Regions from separate parts of the Homo sapiens genome. Here region 2 is linked to region 1. A link is a loop called in an ENCODE intact Hi-C map of the cell type or tissue named here. Cell type or tissue: endothelial cell of umbilical vein. All regions are shown on one strand. Each heading gives the region's core, and the rest is flanking DNA. Links, peaks and the distances in the headings are about the cores only. Region 1 holds the start of LOC124904880 (a long non-coding RNA gene). Region 2 overlaps CFAP61 (cilia and flagella associated protein 61).

Evidence for each region. Hi-C counts contacts between places; a loop is a spot of excess contacts. Peaks named below come from ENCODE experiments on the same cell type or tissue, not always from the same donor. Only the 100,000 strongest peaks of a DNase experiment are listed, where the experiment ranks them.
Region 2: it touches region 1 in a loop (2.7-fold over the local background); 3 of 110 quality-filtered maps call a loop at or near these places.

The regions. Positions count from the first base shown.
Region 1 is chr20:20,093,061-20,097,459 of GRCh38, forward strand. All of the region lies in intron 7 of CFAP61 (cilia and flagella associated protein 61), which reads left to right. LOC124904880 (a long non-coding RNA gene) reads right to left here and starts at 2,695. Exons shown (of 2, transcript XR_007067553.1): 1 at 2,527-2,695; 2 at 1,384-1,703. In endothelial cell of umbilical vein, for the core only: no CTCF peak of the experiment used is centred there; no DNase peak of the experiment used is centred there.
Region 2 is chr20:20,162,868-20,167,266 of GRCh38, forward strand. It overlaps CFAP61 (cilia and flagella associated protein 61), which reads left to right. Exons shown (of 27, transcript NM_015585.4): 11 at 1,183-1,361; 12 at 3,530-3,569. Among named protein-coding and RNA genes, the nearest start is that of CFAP61-AS1, 100 kb to the right of the region's middle. RefSeq lists a silencer at 2,532-2,697. In endothelial cell of umbilical vein, for the core only: no CTCF peak of the experiment used is centred there; no DNase peak of the experiment used is centred there.

The DNA.
Region 1 (4,399 bases), core at 303-4,302:
CAAATGTCTATCTACTGATGAATAGATAAACAAGATGTGGTATATCCACACAAGGGAATAGTACCAGGAAATAAAAGAGAACGAAGCACTGATACATGCTACAGCGTGTATGAACCTTGAAAACATGATGCTAAAGAAAAGAAGTCAGTCATAAAGACCACGTATTGTATGATGGCATTTAGATGAAAGCCTAGAATAGACACTTCTGTAGAGACAGAAGGTAGATTAGTGACTGGAGGGAAAGGGGAAGGAGAAGTGACTAATATTGGGCATAGTCGTTGGTTGGTGGGGGGATGAAAATGTTCTGGGATTAGACAGTGGTGATGGGTGTACAATTTTGTGAATATATTAAAAACCATTGAATTGTGTATTTCTTTTTTTTTTTTTTTTTTGAGACAGAGTCTTGCTCTGTTGCCCAGGCTGGAGTGCAGTGATGTGATCTTGGCTGACTGCAACCTCCACCTCCCGGGTTCAAGTGATTCTCCTGCCTCAGCCTCCCAAGTAGCTGGGATTACATGCATGTGCCACCACACCAGGCTAATTTTTGTATTTTTAGTAGAGATGGGGTTTTGCCATGTTGACCAGGCTGGTCTCAAACTCTTGGCCTCAAGTGATCTGCCTCCCAAAGTGTTGGAATTACAGGTGTGAGCCACTGCACCAGGCATGAATTGTGTACTTCTTGAAGGGTTGTTTTTATGGTAGGTGAATTATATCAATTATATCCATTTTTAAAAATCCTGTTGCAGGGGTACACTCAGGCCAATTAAGTCAATCTTTTGGGGGTGAGACACAATCCATATATTTATTTTTAATTTTGGACACTCACTATGTTGCCCAGGCTTTTCTTAAACTGCAGTCCTCCTGCCTCAGCCTCCCAAAGTGCTACGGTTACAGGCATGAGCCACCATGCCTGACCTCAATCTGGATTTTTAAAGATCTCCCCAGATGATTCCAAGGTGCAGTCCAGGTGGTGAAACACTCATCTACATGAGGGTAAAACATACCTGGTGAGAATGACATGACTTTATAGAGATGTGGGTATTAGTTTCTGAAGGTGACAATTGGCCCCTGGAAATTAGATTCTGAAGTACTACATTGAAAGGATTTTTATTTATTTTTTAAATGTTTATTTTATTTTCTTATATTTAGGTTTTGGCATGGTTTCTCAAAGACCCGCTTTCACGTATTCTTGTTTAGCCATTAGCCCCAGGCTACCAGGCTAGCCATAGAAGGGAGGGTTGGAAGCATTTGGGCCCAGCAGTACCATTTGGAAAGCTTGTCTTTACACAACTAGACAGAAACTCCTGAGAAGTGAAATGATTCATACAGACCCCAATAAGGATTTTCATGACCAAACTTTACTTATCAGGTTTAATCAGGGTCTTTGTTTTTGGAAGGCTTTTAATTATTTGGTTCCAAGGTACTAGTTTTACTCTGAATCACTTGAGTCAGTGCTTTGTAGAGAAGCTGCAGTGACCTCTTCCCCCACGTTCTTTCTCTCTCTTGCCGTATGTTTCACACTTTCAGTGTGTGTAAACATCAGAGCAAAGCTGTAGGCTGAAAACTGCAGTTCCAACCCTGCAAGAATCCTTTGGTGTCTCGAAAGAGGCAGAGGGCATCCAGCCCCATCTCCTTCCAGAGGCCGTGCTGCCTCAAGCATCAGAGGCTTTGTGTTCTGTGGAGGGGAGACCACAGACCTCGATCTTAAAATGGAAGGGCAGAAACAAGACTGTGAGCCGGGATCTGGGAGGGGACGTCTAATCTGAAGTGAGCCATGTCTGATGTCTGAAGCCTTTTGGGGTTCAAGATCAATGCTGTTGCTACCCTTTTTCCTGCCTCCCTAGGGGGCTTTTAGGCAATGGTGTGCTGGAGCCAGCTTGCTCTGGCTCTCAAGGGCTGATTGTTAAATCCTCAGGAACTCTGCAAACTGCTTGTTAAACACAGCTATTATTAAAAATTAAATTATAGAAACCTACAGTGTAATAAATTATATTAAAACAAAGTTAATAAATACTTGAAATTCATCACCTTCCATTTTTTTTTACTATTCTCCATGTTCTTGAGGGTTTTTTTTTAAATGTCTGGGTCTCTATACAGTAGATATAAGAAATAATGGCTAGCTACTGCGCATTCCCTCCCAACTACATGTTTAGTGAGATCACACTGTTCACTTGACATTGACCATGATGACAGCGCTTACACCTCAGAAATCGGCAAATGCTACAGATCTGGGCTTTTCCCCCGCAAATGCTGATTAGGCATTTACAGGCACACGTTACTTTAAGGCAACCACTGTCAACCAGAGGAAACAGAAAGAAGTCCATCAAGTTTGTCTTTCTGAACAGCCATGGCAGTTCCAGGCCAGGCATGCAGCATGCCTGAGGGCAAGGCTGTGCCCTGTGGGAAACCCTTACTACTGAAAGGGTTTTTAGTTACAAGGACTTTCTTTGGCTTGATAGCTAGTTTGGAGGAGTTTGGGGCCATCACTTCATACAAGTTCCTTGTCATAACTGTACCCTGGCTTACCTTGACATCTGGTGTTTACTCCAAGCTGAGGTTTTAGGGAAGGGTAGTTGGAGGCCAGCGGCGGCTCCTAGTGACAGATGGGCAGAGCGTCTGCTTTGGCATCATCCAGGGTGTGGGCAGCAGTGGTCCGAGTAGGCACCACTGACCTGCAGGCAGGGAAAGCCTGCCAGGTCAGCCATGCGCTTGGCATCAGGAGGAGAGGATCAGAGCCAGCAGTGGTCACAATGAGGGCAAAACCCTCACAGTGGAATATTGTCACCCAAAAGGGATGGGTGGCTGTAGGGCTTTTTGGATGGAAGCATAAATGAGAAAATACACACGTTTCTGTAAATGGACCTGTTTGGGAAGACAAGGCCACAGTACACATAGTTTTCTAGCAATCTAAACCTTATGTGTCATGATGTAGATATTTACAGGACAAGCAAGAACAACAAAACCTTCAGTTTTGTTCTCCAGTATAAGATAATTGAAGACACTTGTGGTGAAAAGTACTTCTGTCACCAGGAAGATAGATAACAGCCAGCAATCAATGCCTTTCTGTTGTACAAGTTAAAAAGTCCATTAAATCCATTTTTTTTTCAGTGCATACACAAGAATACATTTGGATACTCCTGCAAATTCATATTTAAGAATAGTGTTTCTCAAATCGGTTATTTGAAAGAAACTCAAAGGAAAAAGCAGACACTTCCACAATATGTCCTTGCTCTGTTGTAGTCTGTAATTGTGAACTTTTGTAAATTGTTACAACCCTGGATGAATGATGGGAATATAACAGGTTGTAGAATTGGAGAACGTTAAATCTTTGTTCCTAATGGCAAAACATGTTTTTCTCATTTTCATCAGAATGTGTGATCCATGCCATTTGAAATCAAATTCCAAACACAATGAGCCATTAGTGTAATAGCTCATTACTAACAGCGGTCTTATAAATAATACATTCTTATCATACACATGCAGCTCGCTGTGAAGCCAGCAAAAGGTATTTCAGGCCATCGAAGTTTTGTTGCGCCAGCGCGGCTGTAGATTAGAAGGACATCTCCATGTGAACCAAGATGGATGCCAATTTTCCCTGCCGAGAGTCAGGCTGGCCGTCTCTTTCTGCACATATGGTAGATGGATTGGTTAATCAGCGTCTGCTGAGTCTTGGGCCTGAAATTACAGAGAAGCTAGACAACTGCGGCTATGCAGCCTTTGTTCACGAGTGCAAACAAGACAAACAATCACTTGTTATTTGGGAAAAAAATTAAAATGTTTATTTTGGACTTTTATTAAAGTGTCAATGGCTTTATAAAACAGCTGTGTAAATCCAGGCTTTTTCAGCAAGTATCATTTTAGGGGGCCTGTAAAGAAAGGAATATACATGAAAAAATTAATTTTTAAAAATTCCCCTCATATTTCAGTATTGAGAAGAAAATAGAGGAGGTCTCACTTTTATTTTGCAAACACGTTTGAGAACAAATGATTTTTAACTGGGAGACATATTCGAGAACAAATAGTAGTTTAATACCTATTTTTTTTTTTTTTTTTGGTGTCATTTAAAAAACTGAGTATTATTGTAGCCCGATTCTCTGTTTTAGGAGATTAAAGCATTTTCTCTGACTGGGCATTTATGGAAAGATGCTGCGTTCTTGGGAATAGAGAATGCCTGTGATTATTGAGTTCTGCTACTTTCTGAATGCAATGGTTATCTAAAAGTCTGAACACTTGAGAGATAGGACCCAGTAAATGCAGGTTTCTAATAAGAGCTATCAGAGTCTAATCAGTCAACCAGAATTTGCTTAAAATCTACTAATAATTATTTTATGTGAAATTTAAAGGACTATGTATTTTCTCTCTCTTTTTAAATTTTAAATACTTTCCTTGCAGAAAACAA
Region 2 (4,399 bases), core at 85-4,084, 70 kb after region 1:
ACATTCATATTAGTGTAAATACTTACGGATTTAACCCTGAATTGTGATGTAATTTTCCTGGGGGATAAGATGTGGGGAAGAGGGTAGTATGAGAGGGATTAATCTAGCCACTGCATCAATATTGAATAGGAAATTCTAAAAACTAATGAATTTAGAAACAGCACCATAAGCATATTGTTCAGAAATATAGAGGTAAATATATACCCAAATAAATGAAAACGTTGAAAGTTCTGTTCAATGGGGGTAGAGACTTGGAAGGACAGAGAACTGCTGATTTTCTTAATAAATGTTTGGTGCTAATATTATTTTAAATTTTTCCATATGCATGTATTACTTTGATTTAAAAGAACTCCATGAGGGATCTCAAAGGGAATCATCTTCTGAGTTATGACACCTTTTTAGGTGCACCTAAACCAAGACAGAACAGCCTCAGCCCTGACTTTCCAGGTGGCTGTGGTCCACTGGACCTTCCTGGGCTCCACCTCCCCACGATAGTTACTCCCAGGACCACCTGAGCAGTCCCAAGATTCAAAAATTCTTGTATCACAATGAAAACAGCTTTGGGGACAGAGGGATTTTGCTTCTGGAGTTATTATAATATGTATATAATACTATCACGCTCTAATCTCTACCCTGGGATGCAGTTAAAATATGGACCCTATGTCAAAGGCCAACTGAAACTATTTGTCTTGTGTGAGACCTTCATGTGAGAACTAGTTTTTTTTTTCTTTATTATTATTATTTTTTAAATTTTATTTTACGTTCTGGGATATGTGTGCAGAACGTGCAGGTTTGTTACCTAGGTATACATGTGCCATGGTGGTTTGCGGCACCTATCAACCCGTCATCTAGGTTTTAAGCCCTGCCTGCATTAGGTGTTTGTCTTAATGCTCTCCCTCCCTTTCCCCCCGACCCCCCTGACAGGCCCCAGTGTGTGTTGTTCCCCTCCCTGTGTCCATGTGTTCTCATTGGAGAACTAGTTTTTAAAAACATTTTATGAATTTTGAGTATCTCATTAAGAACCTCTCCTTAAAACCAGGCCTGGCCCAGGATGAGTTGTTTCGGGTGACAGTCACACCTGTCCTCAGAACGGTGTCATGTAGAGATAATGCAGCCACCAGCCCACTAAATTACAGGGCATTGACAGGATTCTCATTGGCTCCTCCTGTCTCCTTGCTCTAGGACATAGAAAAACTCAGTGACATCTCCACTGGATATGCACAGTATCACCATGTCAGCAGTAGGAGCTTGGCATCGCTCGTACTGCCTGAAGAGCCCGTCCACTTCCGCCCCATCTACAGGGGAGCCTCAGCTGCTTTTTGTATTCAGCTGTTTTGTATTGATGAGAAATATGAAGCAAGGCAAGTACTGACCTTCTGGCTGGCTGTCACAGTGAGAATCTTTTCTGGCATTGGTGGCCCAACATTTTAACTTTACAGAGCCAGTAATTTCCAAACCTGGCCCACATCCTAATCTCCTGGGGAATTTTTTAAAACACAAATTCCTAAGCCCCATCCAGAGATTCTAGTCCATCAAATTTTAACAAGGCCTACAGAAGTGGGCTAGAAATCTGGCCTACCTATGTAACAATTGGGAATCTGGAAAATTATCACTTACATAACCACATGCTGCTCCCATTCTGTAAAGTTTGCATCTCTTGGATAATTTGAATTTGGGTTACTGGTTGTCTAGAGTCTTTGGTTGCAAGTAACAGGAAATCCAACCAAACTGGCTTTGAAAAAAAAATTGAATAATTGCCTCACATAACTAAGGATAACTCTGGTGGTGAGACTGTTTTAAATATGGCTTGATCTAGGATTTATTTAGATTACCAAATCAAGGACCAAGTTTCTCTCTCTACCTCTTCACCCTGTGTGTTAGTCTGTTTTCATGCTGGTGATAAAGACATACTCAAGACTGGGTGATTTATAAAGAAAAAGAGGTTTAATGAACTCACAGTTCCACGTGGCTGGGGAGGCCTCACGATCATAGGGGAAGATGAAAGCCATGTCTTACATGGCGGCAGGCAAAGAGACAATGAGAGCCAAGTGAAAGGGGTTTCCCCTTATAAAACCATGAGATTTCATGAGACTTATTCAATACCACAAGAACAGTATGGGGGAACCACCCCCATGATTCAGTTATCTCCCACAGGGTCCCTCCCACAACACGTGGGAATTATGGGAGCTACAATTCAAGATGAGATTTGGGTGGGGACACAGCCAAACCATATCACCCTACTTCCCTGCTGTTGGACCCCTTCTCAGAGGAGTGCCCCATCCTGGGCCTAAGACCACTGACATTCTCAGGTCTCAGGTCTGCATCAGAATCCAGTGAGAAGGACTTGCCGGGATGGGCCCAGCTTTTTCCAGCCAAAGTCTCATGAGGCCTGACAGGACTGTGTGTTCATTCCTGAGCCAACGGCTGTGACAAGCCCATGCCACAAGGAGATGGAGAAGATGGGCTCCATCCCTTAGCTCATGCTCCATGCCAAATCTGCAGCTGGAGTCTCAGCTACATGGAATATCTGAGCAGGGGATAAGTTGACACCCAACAGCAATCCAGGGCTACAGCAAAGAGGAGGCATGCATGGTGCTGGGCTTTGTCTAAAGCCCCGGCGCCCACCAGACCTCACAGCCACCCACCCTGCCCCTCCAGAACACCCACATGTTCAGTGCTTGCTGTTCTCCTGTGGTCTGGACACTGGACGCTGCCCTCAGTGCCTGGATTCCACATCTCCTTAGCACCCACCCCTCATCTGTTCACAGAACCATCTCGAAGAGGAAATAATTGGCCCATTTTGATGGAGTGGAAGGCTCTAGGGTGTCTTTTAGATGAGCAAGAATAGCTGGACAGTTCCTCTTCAGAGGATCTGTTTAAACATGTTCCCAGTCTCCCAGCATCCCCTGTTGTACTTTAACTTTTTTCATCTCGAGTTTTTAGCTTCTATGGAGATCTGGGACATTGAAAAGAAATTCTTTTTATTCTAATTATGTTGTAGACATATAAAACCTTGTAAAGCCTTTCTATATTTGTTGCTTTATATTTCTTTTATCTGTACATTTAAATATGATTGTGCTTAGAGTATACTTTTTGAATTTTGAAACAGGAATTTGATGACCCAGTGTGGTTTGCCTATGAATGTACATCTACAGCTAGTCAGAAAATCTTCAACAGATAAAAGGGAAACAGATCAGAAGCAACCTATAATATTTCCCACCTCTCCTCTTAACTCTTCCAAAACAGAAGGGAAGGATCGGAGGCACAGAATGACCAATTTTGTGTTGGCTTTTCAAATGCACAGAGATTGTTAATTGATGTGAAAGTGCCTTCAGTTCTGCAGAATACTTTATTACTGACATACGAAGCTTGCGACTTATGCACCCCATTAGTGTTCACCTAGACACACATTCTGACTAGTGGTTGGCTAATCGCTGCCCGAGGGGAGGGAGCTGTAAATCTCTGTAAACGTCCACTGATGTTGCATTTGCTTGCAGGGCACTGACAGTGCTTACTGTCTTGTTTACAGGTCGCTGGATTTTATGAATTTTGTTTTCAGTCTTTTTTCTGTAAGTACATGCTGAATTTTGAGAACTGATTTTGTAAGCTTAGAGAACTTATAGAAAAGTAAAATGCCATAAATTTATTATGCTGTGAATGTTGAGGTTTGTGTTCGGAGAATAAGGTCAAATGGCATGTCATGAGCTCATAAAAATACAAAATATTGTCATTTTCAAGAATTTTTAAGTCATGCTATTTTAGCAGTTCTCTTTAAATGCAAAATTTCTGTTACACATAGCTTTACCAGTGTTTTATCAGAATCAAATCATTCATAGTAATACATGAAAATGTTGGAAATTAAAGTGAATGACACTGTTATTTTATAGATTATGTTGGCTCCAAGTATTCTGAAACCATCATATTGCTTTTCTGAGGGTAGCAAAGTAGGGACTTGTTGATTTTGAGGTTGGCATTTCTTTCCCTACTAGTTCCTCAGGCCTGACTTCATGCCTGGCTGGTAGAGGGGGCTCAACCCACATTGATGAATGGGCCTGCAGGCTAATATCCAAGTACAAATAAGATTCTCCATGCCAGGGTGTCCCGGGCTTCTGCCTACATTCTTGTCTCATTATTTTCTAGGGATGAAGATCTAACCAAACTCTTACACTTCTTTATTGAAGGAAAGAAAATGAGGAAGGAAGTTTTGAGGGACAAAATGCATTTTTATAAAGACAGGCCTGTTAATTAAGTAAAGTCAACAACTGTACTTCTCCAGTTGACTGATTTCAAGAAAAGTATCTATTGCTTTACTTTTCCTGGATACTGTTTCTAATGAGGCAAAAACAAGTATAGTTTAATTATTTTGTCTTACAACTATGTGATGTTAGGTTTTATTTCC